Regions from separate parts of the Homo sapiens genome. Here region 1 is linked to region 2. A link is a loop called in an ENCODE intact Hi-C map of the cell type or tissue named here. Cell type or tissue: dorsolateral prefrontal cortex. All regions are shown on one strand. Each heading gives the region's core, and the rest is flanking DNA. Links, peaks and the distances in the headings are about the cores only.

Region 1 (9,922 bases), core at 1,161-9,160, 83 kb before region 2:
AATTAAGAAGTCCTAAGAAAACTCTTCCCAACATGTAAAACATGCATTCGTTGGTTATTATGGCAATATTCCCTGCATGAGTAATTTTGGTGGTTAGCTTCTGTCTCATCATTTCTAGAAAAAATTTTATTTCTGTCATAACCCCTAATGCTTAGTAAAAAGGCTCTTTCTTTGTATGTTGGTCTTCTTCTTGCAAATTAGACACCCAGTATCAGCTAGTATTTCATTGTTGAGGACCAGCCCTGTACTGTAGAACTCTGGTTTCAGGGCCGCTACTTGCCATGGTAGCTCATGGCTGTGCTCTTTCTTTCTTCCTTGTTCCACTTCACAACATCTCACACAGGACAAAAACAGAGCAGATATGTTTAGATCCTCTGATGTTAATTGAGGCCACTTTGCTTTTTGAGAAATACAAAATTTGGCCCCAAAACATCCATCCAGATTGTATACAGAGTCTATAGTGACCTCTCCAATATGACCTCCTGCTTTAACAGAATCAGTTCAGGTTCTGGATATTTTTACCAAACTCAAGTTAGCTGCAACTGCTCGAGTTTTCATCAATTCAGATACAAAACCATTTACTTTCTTTGATTTAAACAATAAGAATCACAAAACTAGATCTTACATACAAAGTACACCTCACTAAATTGGGGGATTGGTAAATAAATTAAATTAAAAGTGGTTATTATCTATTGCCATTTATATATTTCCTTGTAATCATTTCCAATCTTGGTACCCATCCCTCATCAGATGGTGCCTGGCGCTCCTCTGTGCAAATGTCCTCTCTTCTCTTTCCACAAAGGCAAAATGCTGTTTTCTATATTTAGGAATACTATCAACTTGTTGTTACTGTTGCCATTACTTCATAGTCACCTACTCATATGTACAGTTTCTAAACTAAAATATGGCAAGAAACTTGTCAATGAAGACAATTCCATGTAAAATTTTAGGCGTGTTTCTTTTTCTGCAGAGTAATTGACTGATTCTCAAATTTTACGGGGCTAGTTTAGGCACAGCTCTTCCCTCTGAGATCTTCATTTTCTGAGAAACTAACTCTGAATCTGTGTCCTGATGAGGATCTGCCGTCACACATACCACAAAGTGCCACCCGTGTCAATCATGAAAGTCCGCACTCAAACTGACACCCAAAATTGATATCACAGCAGAGAAACAAGGACATAGAGCACAACTGAGAGGAAGAGCTGTCTCAGCCATGCAGCCAAATGCTTAGGACCAAATAAGGAATCCACACCTCACACGCTCTGGGTTGGAGAAGATGGGACCGCATTAGACAAGTTGGTTTTTCGTTTGTTTGTTTGTTTGTTTGTTTGTTTGTGAGATGGACTCTTGCCCTGTTCCCCAGGCTGGAGTGCCCTGGCACCATCTCGGCTCACTGCAACCTCCGCCACCTCTGTTCAAGCAATTCTCCTGCCTTAGCCTCCCAATTGGCTGAGATTACAGGCATCCACCAACACGCCCGGCTAATTTTTTATTTTTATTTCTAGTAGAGACGGGGTTTCACCAGTTGGCCAGGCTGGTCTTGAACTGATGACCTCAGGTGATCCGCCGCTCTCAGCCTTTCAATGTGCTGGGATTACAGGCGTGAGCCACCGCACCTGGCCTAGATAAGTACTTTTGAGGGATAAGATGGAAATATCTGAAATGTTTGGCTAGAGATGTTCTTTATATTGTTTTTCCTTCCATCTCTCTGCCTGTTACTTGTATCCTAGACTAACAACCAAGGCTCCTTTCGATGGAAATTATTCTACTCTCTTAGCTGTTGCCTCTTTCTGCCTATAGAACATCTTGCACACCACTACCTGACCAGATTTTATAACTCAGCATTCAAGTGAAGCTCCTATCATAGTCCAAACTCTTCCTTATGGTATCCTTGCTTTTCAGTACTAATCTGAGATACTCCTGCTGCTTTTCTTCAGAACAAATAGCTCTTTCAATAAAGCTAATGTCAGGAAACTTGCCATGCAAATAAACACAACATATAAATTGAAACATAATCTATTTTATTTTTTACAATAACAAACCTCTTAAGTGCATTTATGTCCTTAATGAAAGAGTTGTTTGCTTTTCCAAGTTCTGCATTTTCTTTTCTAAATTGTTCCCATTTTCCTTATACTTTCTACAATATTCTCATGATGCTTCATTGTTTCTTTTCGGGCCAGCCTCTCTCTCTTCTCCACTGCCTTTTGAAAAGCTGAGCAGTTGGACCTTGGAAAGATGCCCTACCAGCTCCAGGCACAATGCTGATAGAGGATGCCAATCTGGGATGATGGCACATTTTCTGTGACAGCTAGTACGACAACCTGGTTACTGGCTGCTAGCATTCTCTGCCCATCAGTGGTCTCTAGATAGTGCACTGTGTACGTCACCAGCAATAGAGTGGCTCCTCTAGTCCATTATCTTTTCTGCAGTCCCTGTGCACCAAGAGTATCATTACTAGTTAGTTCTAAAGCTCCTCACTGAGTAATGGCAGTGTGCTGCCCACTGATAGTTTGGTAAGCTGGAGCTTGTACCATCACTGCAACAACAGCAGATGACACTGCTTTCTCATCTTCATACTTTTCTCTAATTCCTGGCTTTCCAGGTGCATGGAAGGATACACTACTCAATATTATCCTGTTGGAAATGCTCTTGGACAGTATCTGTCTTACCTGTTAAGAATCAGATATCCATGAGCTGTATTCTGAGAATCTTTACCCTTTATACTTATGAAGATGTGAGTTGCAGAAAAACACTTCTTAAATCTTTGGTAGAATTCTTCTGGACCACTCTCGATATAAGAAGCTTTCCTGAATGACTCCAGCTCTGTGGAAACCATGTCGATCCTCCATGCACGATGCTACAAAAAAAATCACAGAAATTTGTCTTGATCATCCTTTTTGATTCGTACAGGCTTCTTCCTTCCTATTAAAGTGATTGTTTTATTAATAGGATTAGGGTAATGTAGTGTTCTCTGTGCATGTTTCCCGAATATGTTTGGAAATAAACTACAGGTGAGGGAAGAGACTCACAAGGGAATTCCAGGTGGCTGGGATTAAAGAATGGGTGAGTGAATAAATGATCTGTTTCCAAGATTGGATTAAAAGAAAAAATTGCCACTGATCTCTTTTCCACATTGTGATTATATTGCCCTCTTCTCTCAGTTGTCTCTAGATTTTCTGCCTATCTCCCAGATTATTCTGCCTATCTCCCAGAAAATTCAGAAAGAAAGATATTTTCTTTCTGAAATTTTCAAGTAATAAAATAATGAATTTAAGCTCCCCCTATAAAATAAGGTCATGTGTGTTCCTAAAAGTTAGAAAGGTTAGAAGTATAAAATTCCAGTATGTATTAGGTGACTGTCCTCAGCCATTTTAAGGAAACCTCAGAAGAATAACAAGGATAGAAAATTAAATCCTAAAATACTATAAAAATGTGAGATAAATGTAAAAACATTCTGTTAATTCAAATTTTTAAAAATGCCATTTATTTGGACTATGCCCCAACAGACCAAATCAAAATGCAGCTATTCTTGCTAAAGTTCTGCATCCCTGAGTTTTTAATTACATTGTTTACCTGACTTAGTAAAAAATCAGGACGGATGCATAATAGCCAAATGCTAAAACAGGCCAGCTTTAGCCAGCATGATAAGGAAGTCCTCCATTCTTTCATCTATGCAAGAAGAGTAACCTGATGTTAACCATTTCGTTTGTTGTATTATTTTGTTTCTTTGTTCCTGTTCAAGAAACCTTACAAAAACTGGCTCTTGTCCCATATCCAGCACAGAAACTCTCTATTTTTGGATGAGATATTTCCTGATTTTTGAATCACAGTTAGAAGCCAATTTGATCATTTAGCTAAATTTGCAAAAATTTTGTCTTTTCATATCTTCAAATATACAATGAGAAAACCCAAAGAGATATGAGAAAATCTGGCCAAAATCACACACACACACACACACACACACACACACACACACACATCAGGAGTTAAACTGAGAACAGAAATAACATTTTCTGATTTGAAGGCAGTCGAATTTTTATTGTCTAATAACAGTAAATTTATTTTACATAATCTTGAATTTTTGGTTACTAGCAATGAGTCAAAGGGAAGCTCACGGGAGGACACCTGGGTAGACATTCCTCTCTGAGTCTGCAGCATCATCAGCTGTAGTTAGTTGAAATGATAAATTAAATTATGCCGGCTAAATTGAGAACACAAGACAAGAACTCTATGTATGCTACTATTATGCATTTGCTTTATTTTGCCACAAATAATTTTCCTTTCTTTTCTTTTCTTTTGAGACAGAGTCGTACTCTGGCACCCAGGGTGAAGTGCAGTGGCATAATCTCAGCTCACTGCAGCCTGCACCTTCGGGGTTCAAGCAAGTCTCCAGCCCCGTGTCTGAAGTAGCTGGGATTACAGATGCCCACCACGTCTGGCTAATTTTCGTAATTTTGGTAGAGACAGGGTTTCACTATGTTGGCCAGGCTTGTCTTGAACTCCTGACCTCAAGTTATCTGCCCGCCTCAGCCTCCCAACATGTAATTTTCTTTTTTTAACTATATGGTTAACACATGTTAGTTCCTTCCTGGGCTCATATTCCTTGATGTGATCTTTATGCTATGGCTTTCCCAGAATTTCATCATAGACTGTGATCTCTTCTCATTTTGTATACTCTTCCTTAAATTTCATATCACTTCTCTGGTTTGAACTACACACATACTATGTTTCCACATCAGTTTTTAATTTTATTTCTATGAAGAATTTTACTTCTGCCCCCCAAAATGTGACAAGGCAAATGGATCAATAACCTCTTCAGGAGGTGAGAAGGAATCTTAGGTTTCTGATATAACTGGCAAAGTTCCCAGTGTCTTACCTTAATTTTATTTCTGAATTTTAGGAATGTCCCAGGCGAGAATAATTATAATAGAAGTTATCAAAACAGAAGAATGTAATTAATTTTTGGTTTAATGGCTGAGAAAATTTACCAACCTATATCTTAAATGTCCTTAGTGGCTAATACCACTTGTATGTACAAGTAAATCTAAGCTAAATAAGATTAGCTACAAAATTTTCTTTGAATAAATGACAAACAAAATTGGTAACAAGGTAATATTGAGAGTGTAATGGCTGCTGCTTATGGAAATTTTAGTGTCAATAGAGAACGCTCAGGAACTTTACATGGAAGCAGAAAGGAAAATTGGGTTGAAAGCCCAGAAAGTAAAATTCCACAATGTGAGATCACTTGGAGAGACACAAATTTCAGAAGGTAATAGACTTCTCCTGTTACCTAGTAAAGTGCTACAAAAAATGTGTGGGAGGAGAAGAGAGAAAGTTAACTAAGCAGTCTAGGTAGTACAGACAGAAAGAATAAGGAAGCATTGCTGATAAGTATTTTCATAATTTGGATAATCACCTTGATTTAGCCATCAATTTAAGAGATTAAAAGACACATAAGATCCTTCTTGCCATATGATCCTTAGTTAGCCAGTTGCTGAATGGGGAAACATCGGGCACCTAGACAGTGGTAAAAAGCAGGGTTTACTTATTCCTGAATACTCATTCCCGGTTCGAACTAAAAGCAACTCTTTAGTAAAGGATCACCTGATTTTCATTGAACACAAGCTCTGGGTATTTCTTCTGCTCTGTCTGTCATTGAATTTTTTTTTTCTTCTAAATCAAAGAAAAAAAAAAGAAAAAGAAAAGGCCAGACCCAGTGGCACATGCCTCTAATCCCAATGCTTTGGGCGATTGAGGTAGGAAGGTTATTAGAGTTCACAACTTCGAGACCACCATGGGCAACACAGCAAGACCTTGTCTCTGGCAAAATAAATAAATAAATAAATAAATAAATAGATAAAAATAAATAAAATAAAATAAAGGAAATAAAAATAAACATTTAATGTGTATTCAGCATTTCCAGATACATCTGGCAGCTCAGTGTGCTGCATGCCTTAGCTTGAAGGAAGAGGATGGGAACAGAAGTATTGTAGAAAGCACCATGTCATTTCCTTACATTCAGGTCCTCTTGCTCAGGATGTTTTTTCAGTTTTCTCGCTGAACAGCAGATGGCAACAAATTTCACTTTCTTGCAAATAAAGATGAAATCCAGTTGTTGAAAGTAACAGTCGTTTTTTTGATTACCTCCTCTTTTTAGATAAGTAGATGAAAAAATATAGCCCCCATTTACTTAAAATTGGGATCTTTATTAGAGTAAATTAGCCTGTGCCCTAACTGATCCCATGAGAGGTTTTCGCTGATACTGGGTATCTGTGAGAAATGTACCCTCAGGTTTATGAGACTGAATAAATTACAGATGATACAAATTCTTTACATATTAGTCATAATTGATCTCTTGTTTATAATCCAAGATATTTTCTTTCCTCTTTTTGTTTTAACATAGGTTTCTCAATTTATTATAAAAATATGCACTCTCTATCATCTGTATTCCTCTTTATAATGTAAGTGTGTTTTGTATATTTCTACAGTAAATGAGATGGAAATCATTTTATTCTTAGTGAGTAGCTTAATATGTATGTCAATTTAATTCCTGACAGTCTCCATCATTGTAAGTCCTTTTTTATATTTTCTTATCACTAAGAATCTTCGTATTTTCCTGGTACATGTTGGCCATCCTCAGAAAATTTCAAAATCAACCTTATAGAATAAAAATAAGATACAATTGTTTCAAATATATAAATAATGAAAGTTCATTAGCATGTGAATCTTGACACTAATCTTCTTATGTTTTTTGACATTATCCTTTAATATTTTCTATCATATTATGCTACCCATATTTTGGGAAATTTTCCTAATTCTATTACAGAAAAATATTTGTTTATATTAATTCTTTTATTCTTATGTAAGGAGAATATTAAGAACTTCATATATCCAGAGCACAACAATCCAGGTCTGGAACAAAGCCGGCATTTTTGTAAACATATATTCACATATAATTTTTTTTTTTTTGAGACGAGGTCTCATTCTGTCACCCAGGCTGGAGTGCTGTGGTGCAATCTTAGCTTATTGTAGCCTTAAACTCCTGGACCGACGTGGTCCTCCCACCTCAGCCTTGTGAGTAGCTAAGATTACAGGTGTGAGCCACCACGTATGTCTTATATATACATATATATTTTGTAGAGATGGGGTGTTACTATATTGCCTAGGCTGGTCTCAAACCTCAAGCAATCTTCCTGCCACGACTTTCCAAAGTGCTGGGATCACAGGCATGAGCTACCATGCCAAGCCATAAAAAACTTTAAATTGTGTTTTCGTGTAAACAGTTGAAATGCGGTGATGAAGGGTGCTATTAAGGTTATGAAAAAAATGGCTTTGAGCCTAAATATAAAAGATTACATAAACTCCATTTTATTGACAAGATGAGATGCAAAGTCATCTCCTGAGAAAGAGAAGGAGGATTGGGCTTGTTGTTACAGTAAAGTTATAGATTATTCAGTGATGAGATGGAGTGAAAGTGGTAAATTATGTGGTAAATATTATTTTTATTAATAATATTTTAATATTACAGCAGATATTTATTTTTTATTGTGTTAGGTATTATAATAAACTCTTTAGTGGCACTGAGAAATGACAACATGCTAGCAGCCCTCGCTCGCCCTGGGTGCCTCCTCAGCCTCGGTGTCTACTCTGGCCGCGCTCCAGGAGCCCTTCAGCCCGCCGCTGCGCTATGAGGGACCCCTCTGGTGCTGGCCTAGGCCAGAGCTGGCTACCTCTGCTGAAGGGGAAGTGTGAAGAGAGACGCGCCAGCAGGAGCCTGGGCCGCGCCCATCTCTTGCGGACTAGCGAGGGTTCGGCAAGTCCCGCACTCAGCGCAGCCCGTCGGAGCCTGCTGGGCTTGATAGGAGGCTGAATCCCGTGAATAGACCCCCGTTCCCTCTTCGCGGGATCGTTGGCCACGATAGTAGGTCTCCGTCTCTTTCTCGCTCCCCCTCTTTTCCTCTGGATTGTCTGGGACGAGCTCCCTCTGGGATGCCAGAGTGCCCGGGCTAGGTGCCACAAAGTCCAGCGGCAAGTGCCAGTGAGAGGTGAAGCCAGCTGGGCTTCTGGGATGGGTGGGGACTTGGAGAACTTTTCTGTCTAAAGGATTGTAAACACACCAGTCAGCACTCTGTGTCTAGCTAAAGGTTTGTAAACACACCAATCAGGGCTCTGTGTCTAGCTAATCAGATGCGGACATGGAGAACTTTTCTGTCTAGCTAAAGGATTGTAAAAGCACCAATCAGCACTCTGTCAAAATGGACCAATCAGCGCTCTGTAAAATGGACCAATCAGCAGGATGTGGGTGTGGCCAGAGAAGGAATAAAAGCAGGGCACCTGCGCCAGCAGGCGCAACCTGCTAGGGTCCGTTACCACACTGTGGAGGCTTTGTTCTTTTTGTTATTTAAAATAAATCTTGCTGCTGTTCACTGTTTGGGTCCACCCCGTGTTTATGAGCTATAACACTCACCTCAAGGTCTGCAGCTTCACTCCTGAAGTCGGTGAGACCACGAACCCACCAGAAGGAAGAAGCTCCGTACACATTTGAACATCTGAAGGAACAAACTCTTGACACACTATCTTTAAGAACTGTAACACTCACCGCCATGGGCCGTGGCTTCGTTCTTGAAGTCAGTGAGACCGAGAACCCACCAATTCTGGATACAGCATGATGTGACCTGACTCTCAACCAGTGGTCGTTGGAATGTTGGTCTATTACCCACATTTCATTGGAGACGGCAACACACTGCAAAATGAAGAGTACAGATGTGGGAGACTAGTTGCCTTAGTTCAGATCTGTTAAATTTCCCACAGTTCAGTTTTTTATTGTAAATATTGGACTATAGAGGTTTTTATATTTGAAGCATTTAAAACACATGCGTACCACATGATAAGTTCTCAATAAATGTAAGCTTTGTAAGCTCTCATCACTAGGCTTGATAATTAACAACACTTTGGCAAAGTGAGTCTAGCTCAATGCAGGGCAGGTGAGCCTCAAAATGGGGCTTAACCTTTGAGAGTCCTTGACTTTGCCCAGGAAAGGATTCAAGGGCAAGCCAAAGGTAGAGGTAAACAGCTTTATTGAAGCAGTAGCGTTTCAGCTCTGGTGATGTTACAGCTTTGTGGCTGCTCCCACAGAGCAGGGCTACTCCATGGGCAGAGATTAGCAGCTCACAGCAGTTTTGCAGTCATGGTTACACCTACTTTTAATAGCATGTAGACTAAGGGGTTTATGCAGAAATTTCTAGAGAAAGGGTAATTTGGGATGTCAAGTCATTGCCATGGAATGGGTGATAACTCCTGGGTGTTGCCATGGCAATGGTAACCTGCTCTGGCGCACTGGTGGGCGTGTCTTTTGGAAAGTTGCTTCTGCCTGGTCCCTGTTTTAGCTAATCCTCAATTTGGTTTGGTGTCTGAGCCCTACCTCGAAAGTCAAGTTTAGCCTCCTACCTTGAGGAGACTTGTTCAAGACCCCACAGCAACACTCATTCCCCGGTATGGAAGACAGTGATGTTGACCAAGCTTTAGGTTTTGTTTTTTTTCTGTTAACAAGCATTTGTTAATTTCCACAGTATACTGAAGAAGTACGTTTGATAGTGGAAACACACTAGTGAATGTGTAATTAACTGTGGCAGAACAATTATTAAAACAAAAACCAAGGGGATATTGTATGATGGTGAAATGAGAATAGAAAGAAGGGAGTATATATCTACATTTTGTTCTTCTATTCTCCCATCTCTTCTCTTATGGCCTGGGGGATGACCTCAAATTAAATTAAAATGAAACAAACTGCCAGGCATGGTGGCCAGCTTCTATATTCCTGACTACTCCATAGGCTGAGGGAGGAGCATCCCTTGAGCCCAGGAGTCTGAGTTCAGCCTGGGGAACACAGTGAGACCCTATCTCCATTTTAAAAATTCGGTCT
Region 2 (9,922 bases), core at 1,333-9,332:
AGTTTTATGACAATATTTGCAATGTGTCACCCCAACCCCTGCCAAAAAAAAAATGTGTGTTTGCCATGTGAAGGGCAGGGAGAGGGCAAGGGAGAGAAAGCAAATACAGCAAATGTCTACAGTGAAACCAGGTGAAAAGTATATGAGCATTCACTGTATTATTTCAGCTTTTCTATAATTCCCAAGACATTTCTAAAATAAAAATTTGCGAGGAAAAGTAACCAGTGTTAGTAAGGGTATATACACTAACGATGGATGTGTAAGTTGCTCTTACAATTTGCTTAAAGGACAATTGGGAGATTTTCTCAAGGGTTTTGAAATACTGCCTGTAGTTTGATAATATTCAAATCCTAAGAGTTCATTCAAAGGAAATAATAAGGCCGGGTGTGGTGACTCACACCTGTAATCCCAGCACTTTGGGAGGCTGAGGCAGGCAGATCACAAGGCCAAGAGACTGAGACCATCCTGGCCAACATGGTAAAACCCCATCTCTACTAAAAATACAAAAATTAGGTGGGCGTGGTGGCATGCGCCTGTAGTCCCAGCTACTCGGGAGGCTGAGGCAGGAGAATCACTTGAACCCAGGAGGCGGAGGTTGCAGTGAACCAAGATTGTACCACTGCACTCCAGCCTGGCAACAGAGAAAGACTCTGTCTCAAAAAAAAAAAAAAAAAAAGGAAATAATAATATATTAATGGACATGCAAAGTCTTTTCTACATAAGGATGTTCATTGCGACATTTATTTATAGAAACCAAAAACTGGAAACAAGTATCCAGCAGTAAGGTACTCAGGAATATAAACTACCCTGTACATCACAAAACTCCAAGGTAACCTAAATATGTCAGGGAGAATATTTAATGGCATGAAAAAATGCTCCTGATGGAGTCTTAAGTAAAAGGTAAGTATATGTACAGTATAAACATATACAGGAGTGGAGAAACACTGGGAAGGTAGACAGAAAAACATTAATATTCCGAGCCATGGGCAGTGGGATTATGGGTGACGTAATTTTTAAATGTTTATCTCTGTTTTATCTACAGTGAAGGTGTATTGCTTTTGTAACCAGGAAAACACGTACATTAACTTTTTTTTTCCAAGGCCAGTGTTACTACTGTGTGTATAATCCTGTAGAGTTTCTGTTGAATGCACTACTGAGCGAGAGGTGGCTCCAGTAGGCTCAATACTGAGCTCAGAATGCCCTTGTGATGGGCCCAGTGACTAGGGAGGGCAGTGGGGAGGCACTGACCTGGCTCTGTGGTGGGAGGACCACCTCATCATAGGGCCCCACGATGGAGCTGGCAAACTTGCTGAAGATGATGGGCTCCTTGGGCACGGGCACGTTCTGTTCTTTGCAGTGGTCCACATAATTCATGCCCACACACACCACCTTATCTGGCCATGTGACTGGAGCCAGGAAGGTTACCTCCGACCATGGTAGGACTGGCAACTGGGCAGCCAAGGCTCTGTAGAGACCAGAGCAGGTGAGAGGGTCTGGCTGGGAACAGGTGGGCAATCCCGGGCAGGCTGGGCAGATCCTGCAGCAGCTACAGGTTTTGCTTTTTGAAATCTATTTCCTAGCTCTATCAACCATCAGAGTCAGTGTGAAAACCACTGACTATTGTCCTTTGCTGTCAGAGCAGGGCTTTTATTTATCCAGTATTGATTTCCTCTCCCCCTTAGGTAACTCATGTCCATGTAAAAGATACAAACTGGAATACATGGAAAGGTCTCCCTTTCCCCTTCTGGTTACCCCGTTCCCCTGGCTCTTCGCAGCTACTCTATGGATATTCTTCTCCCACCCTTTTGTATGTAATGATAGCATACTATTTACATCTTTTAAAAAAACAACTGACTTTGGAGATCTCTGCTTAACAATATGTAACAATACATAGAGAGTGTCCTCTTTATTTCTTGTGGCTGCATATTACTGCTCTATAGAGATATACCCAAGTCCCTAATGAGGGGCATGGAGATTTCCAGTCTTTGCAGAATATGGCAATATGGGAACATACTGTTAATACTGTGAGCTGTGAAACATTTGTATTTTTTTCCATTTTAATAGATGAAAATGACATCTTAAAGTATTTTTAATTTATTGTTCATCAGCTCCTTAGACCAGATTCTATAGGGGTCCAGGCTTCAGGGACACTCTCACCTAATCTAGTCCAAACCCAGGAACCAAGTGTCTTATAGAAAACCTCCTTGCAGTCCTCTCTCCTTGTAGGAGCTGGGAGTCTATATCACTCCCCCAGCTGCATAAGATGCCTTTTAGGACCCCCGGGCCCAGACCCGTCAGTCAGTCCAGGACTTCATTCCCAGAGGAGGCAGTGTGATGAAGTATAGAGTCCTGGTTCCAGCACCACATGTATGGCCTTGAAATTGTTAATCACCTCCCCTAGCTCTCTGTTTTCTCCTCTGAAAACTGAAGATGTTATTATGTAAGATTTCTAAGGATCTTTTAAGAGAACGGGAGAAAAGGAAAGGTGGGGTTACTCTGCTCCCTTGCAAAAGAGCTACCTGCTGGTGCTGTTTCCCAGAGCGGGGAGGGTGCAGGGGGACCAGGGCAGCTGCTTCAGGGCGATGCTGCCCACTTACTTACCTTCTTGCCACTGAGAGGGTGGCCTCTCCCTGCTCTAGGAACTGCGTCATCGTCTTTGGGAGTGTGGGGTCAAAGGCATTGAGGTTGATAACCCCTCCACCATTCCCTGTCTCCAGGCCCAAGTGAGGCCCCACCAGGTGGGGTGCCCGGAACTGCACTAGTCTCATGTCTCTGGAGGGTTGAAAGGGCCACTTCTGAGCCTGCAGCAGAGCTGTGAGTAATCTTCTTCTACCAGACACCAGCATCAGAGCCTGCAGAGAAAAACACAGGATCCAGGAGATGGAGGATCTCAGAGCCATCATCAGCATCCCTGATATTCCTAGGGCTATAGCCCAAGGCCCTTTGCCCCATCAACCGTTCCCTGCATACCACACGGGAAGCGGTCCAGGCTTGTATTTTACCTGCTATACTTCATAAGGTGAAACTTTTGTAGAGGAGCAACTACTACATGCTACGCAGTAAGTCCCAGGGATTCCAGCGTTCCTTCAACCAGTGCTTTCTGAAAGTTCCCACTGTGCTTGGCTCTGCTGTAGGTATTGGGGAAACAATGTAGGTCAAACTCAGCCCTGCCATTCTCCCTGCACAGGTCACAGATGTTAACAACTGACGTAAGATTCAGCTATCAGGACTAATGCTGTGAAGATGGTCAGGGGCTCTACCCTTGTCTAGTTTCTGGAGGAAGTGATGTGAGCTGAGCTGGGCTAAATGAGCAGGACCAGGAATTAGCTGGGTGGCAGCCTAGCATGGGCAAGTGACGCTGGTGAAACTGGCTTCACAGTGGCCATAAGCAATTTTTTAAATGCTATTTTGGTCCTGTTTAAAATGGTTTCCACTGCTCACATGATCAAGCTAGAACCTCTACCAGGCTGTCCTTGTCTTCTAGGAGCAACACCCCCACCTGCCTCCCCAGATAATAATTATTTCATTTCTCCTGATAGAGAACAAGTTGCCTGAGGGAAGAGGCTGCAGACAAACAGCAAGGTCTAGGCCTGACAGCCATCACTTGGTCATCTCCTCCCTGGATCCAGGGCACATGTCTGTCTCTTTCACTGCCCAGCACTGTGCCTGGTGCACAGAAGGCTCTCAGTGACTTTCTGCTAAATGAACAAATAAGTGACAGAAGCAGGGGCTTGACATTTCACTACTTGGGAAAGCTTAATGCTTGTTAACTTCAGGAGACATGGCTGTGCCTTTCCTCCTCAAATCACCTAGAAAGTATCCACAAGGGCCAGACGCAGTGGCTCACACCTGAAATCCCTAGCACTTTGGGAGGTCGAGGTGGGTGGATCACTTGAGGTCAGGAGTTCAAGACCAGCCTGGCCAACATGGTGAAACCCTGTATCCCCTAAAAATGCAAAAAAATTAGCCAGGACTGGTGGCGGGCACCTGTAATCCCAGCTACTAGGGAAGCTGAGACAAGAGAATCACTTGAACACAGGAGGCAGAGGTTGTAGTGAGCCAAGAACATGCCACATCCCTCCAGCCCAGGCAACAGAGCGACTCCAAAAAAAAAAAAAAAAAAAAAAAGAAATTATCCACAGAGCTCAGGTCCTGTTTTGAGTCCAAGGCTCCACTTAAAGACAAACACTATTCTCTTGTTTTGTTCTGAATCCAAGTCTGGCCACTATTCCTTACCACATGGTGCCTTCCCTGAATGGTTCCTTGCTCTTCCAACAAAGGCAGTTTGTATTGTACAGCCTTCTATGCCCAAAAATGTTGAGGCAGCTGAGCCCCAGACTCTTGGTCCTCACTTGGAGATTCAATCTGCCTTGTTCAGTTAAAGACTCATTAGACTTAGGTCACCACTGTTGTGGCCCGCCAGTTTGACTAGAAAACAGAGTTTTGACTTCTCTGCCCTGCTATCTTACACAAGCACCAACTGTGCCACTGTCAAAAGGCTGTTCGAGCCAAAGTGCACACACTCAGACACTCCACATGCTAACATAACAGTAACTGCTGCCGCTGAATGCCAACTATTAAGTGCTCTACCTACAATGTCTGATTTAATTCTTTTTTTTTTTTTTTTTTTTTGAGATGGAGTCTCGCTCTGTCGCCCAGGCTGGAGTGCAGTGGCGCAATCTTGGCTCACTGCAAGCTCTGCCTCCCGGGTTCATGCCATTCTCCTGCCTCAGCCTCCCCAGCAGCTGGGACTACAGGCGCATGCCGCCACGCCCGGCTAATTTTTGTATTTTTAGTAGAGACGGTGTTTCACTGAGTTAGCCAGGATGGTCTCGATCTCCTGACCTTGTGATCCGCCCACCTCGGCCTCCCAAATTGTTGGTATTACAGGAGTGAGCCACGGCGCCCGGCCTGATTTAATTCTTGACGCTTGTGGAAGGTAGGTACTGTTAGTCCCATTTTACAGATGAAACAGTTAAGGCTTAAAGCGGTTAAGGGATTTGCCCAAGGTTACACAGTCTTAAAGCTAGGAGGGGAGGGAGCTGGGATGTGAATCCAAGTCCAGGTGACATTGAAGTCCTTGGTTCAGAAGCCTGTAATGCAAGCAAGAAAATCTAGCTTCAGCCCCATCTTCCTACCAAGGACATTTTAACCCAGAATGTTGTGGTGAGAAGTGGGGACCTTCCATAGGAAATCCTCCAAAGGCCCTAAAGATTGTAGTGAGAAGTAGGGACCTCCCACAGGAGATCCTCCAGAGGCCCTGCAAACAGCCATGCGTGGGGAAACTACAGGCGCTCTCTGGCTATTGCCTCAGGGACGAGGCTGGTTACCAGCTCTCCAAGAGAACTCCAGGCCCCATTGACTGTTCCCTTCCCACATGACACACACATGCAGGTTCATTCCAACCTTACAGCAATCCCCTCAGGTAAAGCGCCCTCACTTTACAGAAGAGGACACTGAGACTCAAAGGGATGACGTCAGGTGCCCAAGGTACTAGTCAGAAAGTGGCCCTGGGGCTTCTGCAACAACCACTATGTCACACAGTCCGAGCTCAATCCAACTCTGCAAGAGTCCATAAGCAAAGGGGCGGCGACGTGAGGTGGAAACAGTAGCCTGAAACGTGGGTGTGCACGTCGGATCCCATCCCACCGTCCACTCGCCTGGAAACCCCCAGTTTCCCCATATGCCCAGCTTCGTCCCCTGCAATTAGTGAGGGCTCACATGGGTCCGCCCCATCCGTGTGGTCGGAAACGGCCGGGAACCTGGTTCTAGTTCTGCCCTCCGCGGGAGACCTGCGCCAGGGACACCCTTCTGGCCTAACCCAGCCAGGCCTGGTCTACCTGGCGGCGGCGGCGGCGGCAGCCGGTCCTCCTGCGCTGAGTTAGGGCTCGCGGGGCGGGAGGTCAAGGGCAGCGGGCGCCTGAGCACTGGCACCAGTCACCGCATCCAGCCGGGGAACTACAGCAGCGGCGAAGTCACTGCCGCTCGGTGCGCACTCCAGCGAGAAGCGGGCGCGTCCTGTGACGTCACAGGCAACCACCCCTAGCAGGGCACCAATCCCGGAGGGCGGGCCCAGTGCGGGGCGGGCGGCGCCGGGGGCTCTTCAGGCTCAGGGCATAGGCAGGCGGCGGCCGCGTTTTCTGGAGACGGTCGCTCTCGGAGGGACCCTGCAATTGCCCGAGACCGAGAGTGGGCGCTGCCTGAAAGTTTGTCCCTGGGCGCTTCGCTGGCCTCATCCGGTCTCGGCCTTGTTCTGGGCCTGGCGCCTTTCCCATTGTTGGGGAAAGTGGTCTAGGAGACCAAGGCAGCGTGCTGGGTGGGAGAGAATGATTTGTGGCTTCTGATTCTGACATATGTCGTTAAGGAGGGGAGGGATGAGTGACCCTGTTTTACTTATGGAGAACCTGGGGCCAGAGCTGTTTTCCCAGGGTGACACAGGCGGTGAGTAGTGGAGCTGGCATTCCTGACCCCAAAGCTCAGCGTTTCCCAGCCACTCTCCGCAGCCAGGCCTTCACCTGCACTGCTGGGCGCAGGTGGGGAAGTGGGGAAACGGTGCTCCATCCCCTGCAGAGGGCAGGCGTGCGGGGAGCGGTGGCTGAACTCCACAGACAGCTACTGCTCAGCTCTTCAGCTGCCGGCTTTGAAGAGTGTGAGGGGCTCTGGGCAAGAGGCCCCCACATTACTCAAGGACCAGATCATCAAGAGCTTTACTTGTCCCACAAAGGAGTCTGGACCTCGTTTAAGTGCACAGGAGACCGCTGGAAGGTCCTCAGTGGCGTGCCATGGCCCGACTTCTATTTGAGAAGTTTTTCTCTGGCCACCCGTCTAAGGAAAGGTATCTGGGTGGGTGGTGCGGGTGAGAACAATGGTGGTGCGGTGCTTGGCGGAGAAGGTGAGTGTCCAGAGATGTTCAGGAAGAAGAACTGACAGCTCTGGATGACAGGAGGTGGAAGTGAGAAGGAAGCAGGTACAAGGCCGGCTCCTGGGTCTCTAGCCCGGTAGGTGCAGGGCCGTTCATGGAGACAGGGCTTCTGGAGGAGCAGCGGGTCTGGGGAGATGATAGTGAGCTCCAATTTGCATGGGACATCCAAAGGGCATTGAACGGTGGGCAGTTGGAGACGTGGGTCTGGAGCTTGGGACTTCAGCCTAGCTTGCAGAAAGTCACCACTGATATAGAAATGGAACCTATGGCCGGGTGCGGTGGCTCACACCTGTAATCCCAGCACTTTGGGAGGCCAAGGTGGGCGAATCAGATCAGGAGATCGAGACCATCCCGGCCAACATTATGAAACGCCGTCTCCACTAAATATACAAAAAATTAGCCGGGCGTGTTGGCGGGCGCCTGTAGTCCCAGCTATTCGGGAGGCTGAGGCAGGAGAATGGCCTGAACCCGGGAGGCAGAGCTTGCAGTGAGCCCAGATCACACCACTGGGGAACAGAGCGAGACTCTGTCTCAAAAAAAAAAAAAAAAAAAAAAAGAAATGGAGCCTATGGGGGTGGCTGTGATCAGGGGGATGTGCTGAGGAGAACCTGGCGTAAGTGTTTCATTAAGCCATAGCTCCCAAAGACTTTCTGAAAAGCTAAGTTACAGCCTGAAAGAAAAGATCTTCAGAGGCTATATTTGATAAAAGACTTGTATCCAGAATATAGAAAGAGCACTTAAAATCAATAGATAAAATCAAACAATTCAATTTTTTAAATGGACAAAATATTTAAACAGACACTTCACCAAAGAAGATATACAGATAGAAAATTGAAAGACATGAAAAGATGCTCAACATCATTAATAATTAAGGATATGCAAATTACAAGCACAGTGTGACACCGTCTCACACCTACTAGAATGGACAAAGAAGACTGATTATACCAAGTATTCGAAAGAATGTGGAGGACCTGGGATTCTTGTACACTGCTTATGGGATTATAAAATAGTATCACTACAATTGAAAATCATTTGGCAGTGTATGAAGAGAGTTAAACATACTCCTACCATATGACCTAGCCATTTCAATCCTAACTATTGACAGTATTGAGTTGCACCTTAGCCCTTTGCTCCTAGAAATAGTGAAGATTAAGGAATCCCTCCACTCCTTTGTTCCAGAAAACACCCTACTGGAAAGAACCAGTGACTTTCCATATAGCTTGGATAAGAATCCTGAATGTCCCCTCATGACCAGACCATACACAGACCCTCTAAATTCCCATTCTTGGCATCATAAATGATTAGCTGGACTGCTTGTTCCCACAGATCAATAAGAACAAAATGCCTGTAACCAAACCTTGGTTCAGATTCTCTCCTTCTCCAAGCCCCTGAGCTTTGGCCCACCCGCAGCTTGTGCCAACCCACCGCCCTCCTGAGGGTCCCTCCTGAGAACAGGCTATCTGCATGGTAAGACCTGCTCGATCATGACACTCTTGCTCAGCTCACTTTCCCATAACAGTTCTTTCTAGCCACGTTTACGCCTCCCTATACAAGGTCAGCCCTTTGCCTAACCTCTGAGACACTTGAGGATCACATCGTCAGACTGTCTCCTTATTGTAATAGTCCCCCCCCCAACCCCCACAACAATCCTTTTGAATAAATTCTCTTTTTATGGAATCCAGATTTATATTTTTGTTTGATAGTAATTACATGAGAAATAAGAAAAATATGCTCATGCAAAGATGTATTCAGAAGTGTTCACAGCAGGCTTTTTGTAAAATCCCCAAACTGGAAACCACCCAATTTTCCATTAACAGGTGAATGTGTAAACACTCTGTGTTTAGCCACACTAGGGAATACTACTTAGCAAGAAAAAGGGATGAATTGTTGATACAACATGGATATATATCAAGATAATTATTTGGAGTGAAAAAGGGTAGATTAAAAATGAGTACATATTGGATGATTTCATTTATATGGAGTATCCTTGGGGGATATCTTCAAAGACCCCTGGCGGATGCCTGAAACTGCAGATAGTACCAAACCCTACATCTGCCACATCTTTTCCTATACATTGATGCCAGTGAACAAATTTAATCCAGATGAAGTTAATCTGGTGCTACACGGTTGCTGTCAATCAGAATACGTTTCTGTTGACATCTTCCACTCACAAATCTAATGCTTTTTCTACCCTAAGCGCTTCTCACACACTGTAGCCATAAGTTTTGCACTTTGAGGTGTGACAGTAAAACTGGCACAAATTTCTTTTCCCTTCTTCACAATTTCATGGATAGAAGATTCATTCTTTCTGTAGATCTTAGCAACCTCATTATGTGATTTTTTTTTCCTGGAAGCTTGAGAGGGGCACATGTTAGCAAGAAGGAGCACAGCATCCCTGCCAGGTTATCTGTCCTACGTGTACCCTGGGCTAGACACACCCTCCTCTGGCTTGCTGTGGTCTGGCCTCACCCTGCGATGCAGGGGCTCCATCCACAGCCCTCTGTCCAGGAGCACCCAGGCTGTGCTTACATTTTTTCAGGGATAGGGAGCTCACTGCTGTGTGGGCAGCTGGGCCCAGTATTTTATGGGGAGGGGGAGAATGGAAGGCAACACTGTCTTCAAGTGTCATCACTGTCCTGGGCGCATGGAGCAGCCCAGGTAACAACGTGCCCTCGGTATTCCCTAATGCTGGGTAGTCCTTCCTGTCAGAATGTGCTTCCCATGATAACCTGAAGCCTGTGACTCCTAGCTGGTAGAAATGTCTTCAGCTTGCCCCTGGAGCTGTGCAGAACACATCTTGTCTTGCATTTTCTAATATGTTTGAATAAAACCAGCATGTCATTCCTCTGCCACCTCTCCCCTAGTTCCCTCACCTTTCTTAGACCTCACATCATTCTGATAATCTCCTTGGGGTAGATTCAATCACCGTTGGTCATCATCAGCTGTGCCTCCTCCTGCTGGAGCATGGGGTGTTCACATCTAGCTGAACTAAGGCCTGGC

Evidence for each region. A loop is a pair of places that touch in the nucleus more often than their neighbours do. Peaks named below come from ENCODE experiments on the same cell type or tissue, not always from the same donor. Only the 100,000 strongest peaks of a DNase experiment are listed, where the experiment ranks them.
Region 1: it touches region 2 in a loop (3-fold over the local background); 2 of 110 quality-filtered maps call a loop at or near these places.

What each region holds. Positions count from the first base shown.
Region 1 is chr2:97,006,328-97,016,249 of GRCh38, forward strand. It overlaps the pseudogene LOC100421288. Among named protein-coding and RNA genes, the nearest start is that of FAM178B, 25 kb to the left of the region's middle. In dorsolateral prefrontal cortex, for the core only: a CTCF peak has its summit at 6,062 (motif pointing right); a DNase peak (open chromatin) is centred at 2,262; H3K27ac peaks cover 489 bases.
Region 2 is chr2:97,088,861-97,098,782 of GRCh38, forward strand. FAHD2B (fumarylacetoacetate hydrolase domain containing 2B) reads right to left here and starts at 6,022. Exons shown (of 9, transcript NM_001320848.2): 1 at 5,841-6,022; 2 at 3,003-3,128; 3 at 2,602-2,852; 4 at 1,249-1,465. The coding sequence starts at 2,846. In dorsolateral prefrontal cortex, for the core only: no CTCF peak of the experiment used is centred there; DNase peaks (open chromatin) are centred at 4,894 and 6,041; H3K4me3 peaks cover 1,859 bases; H3K27ac peaks cover 1,654 bases.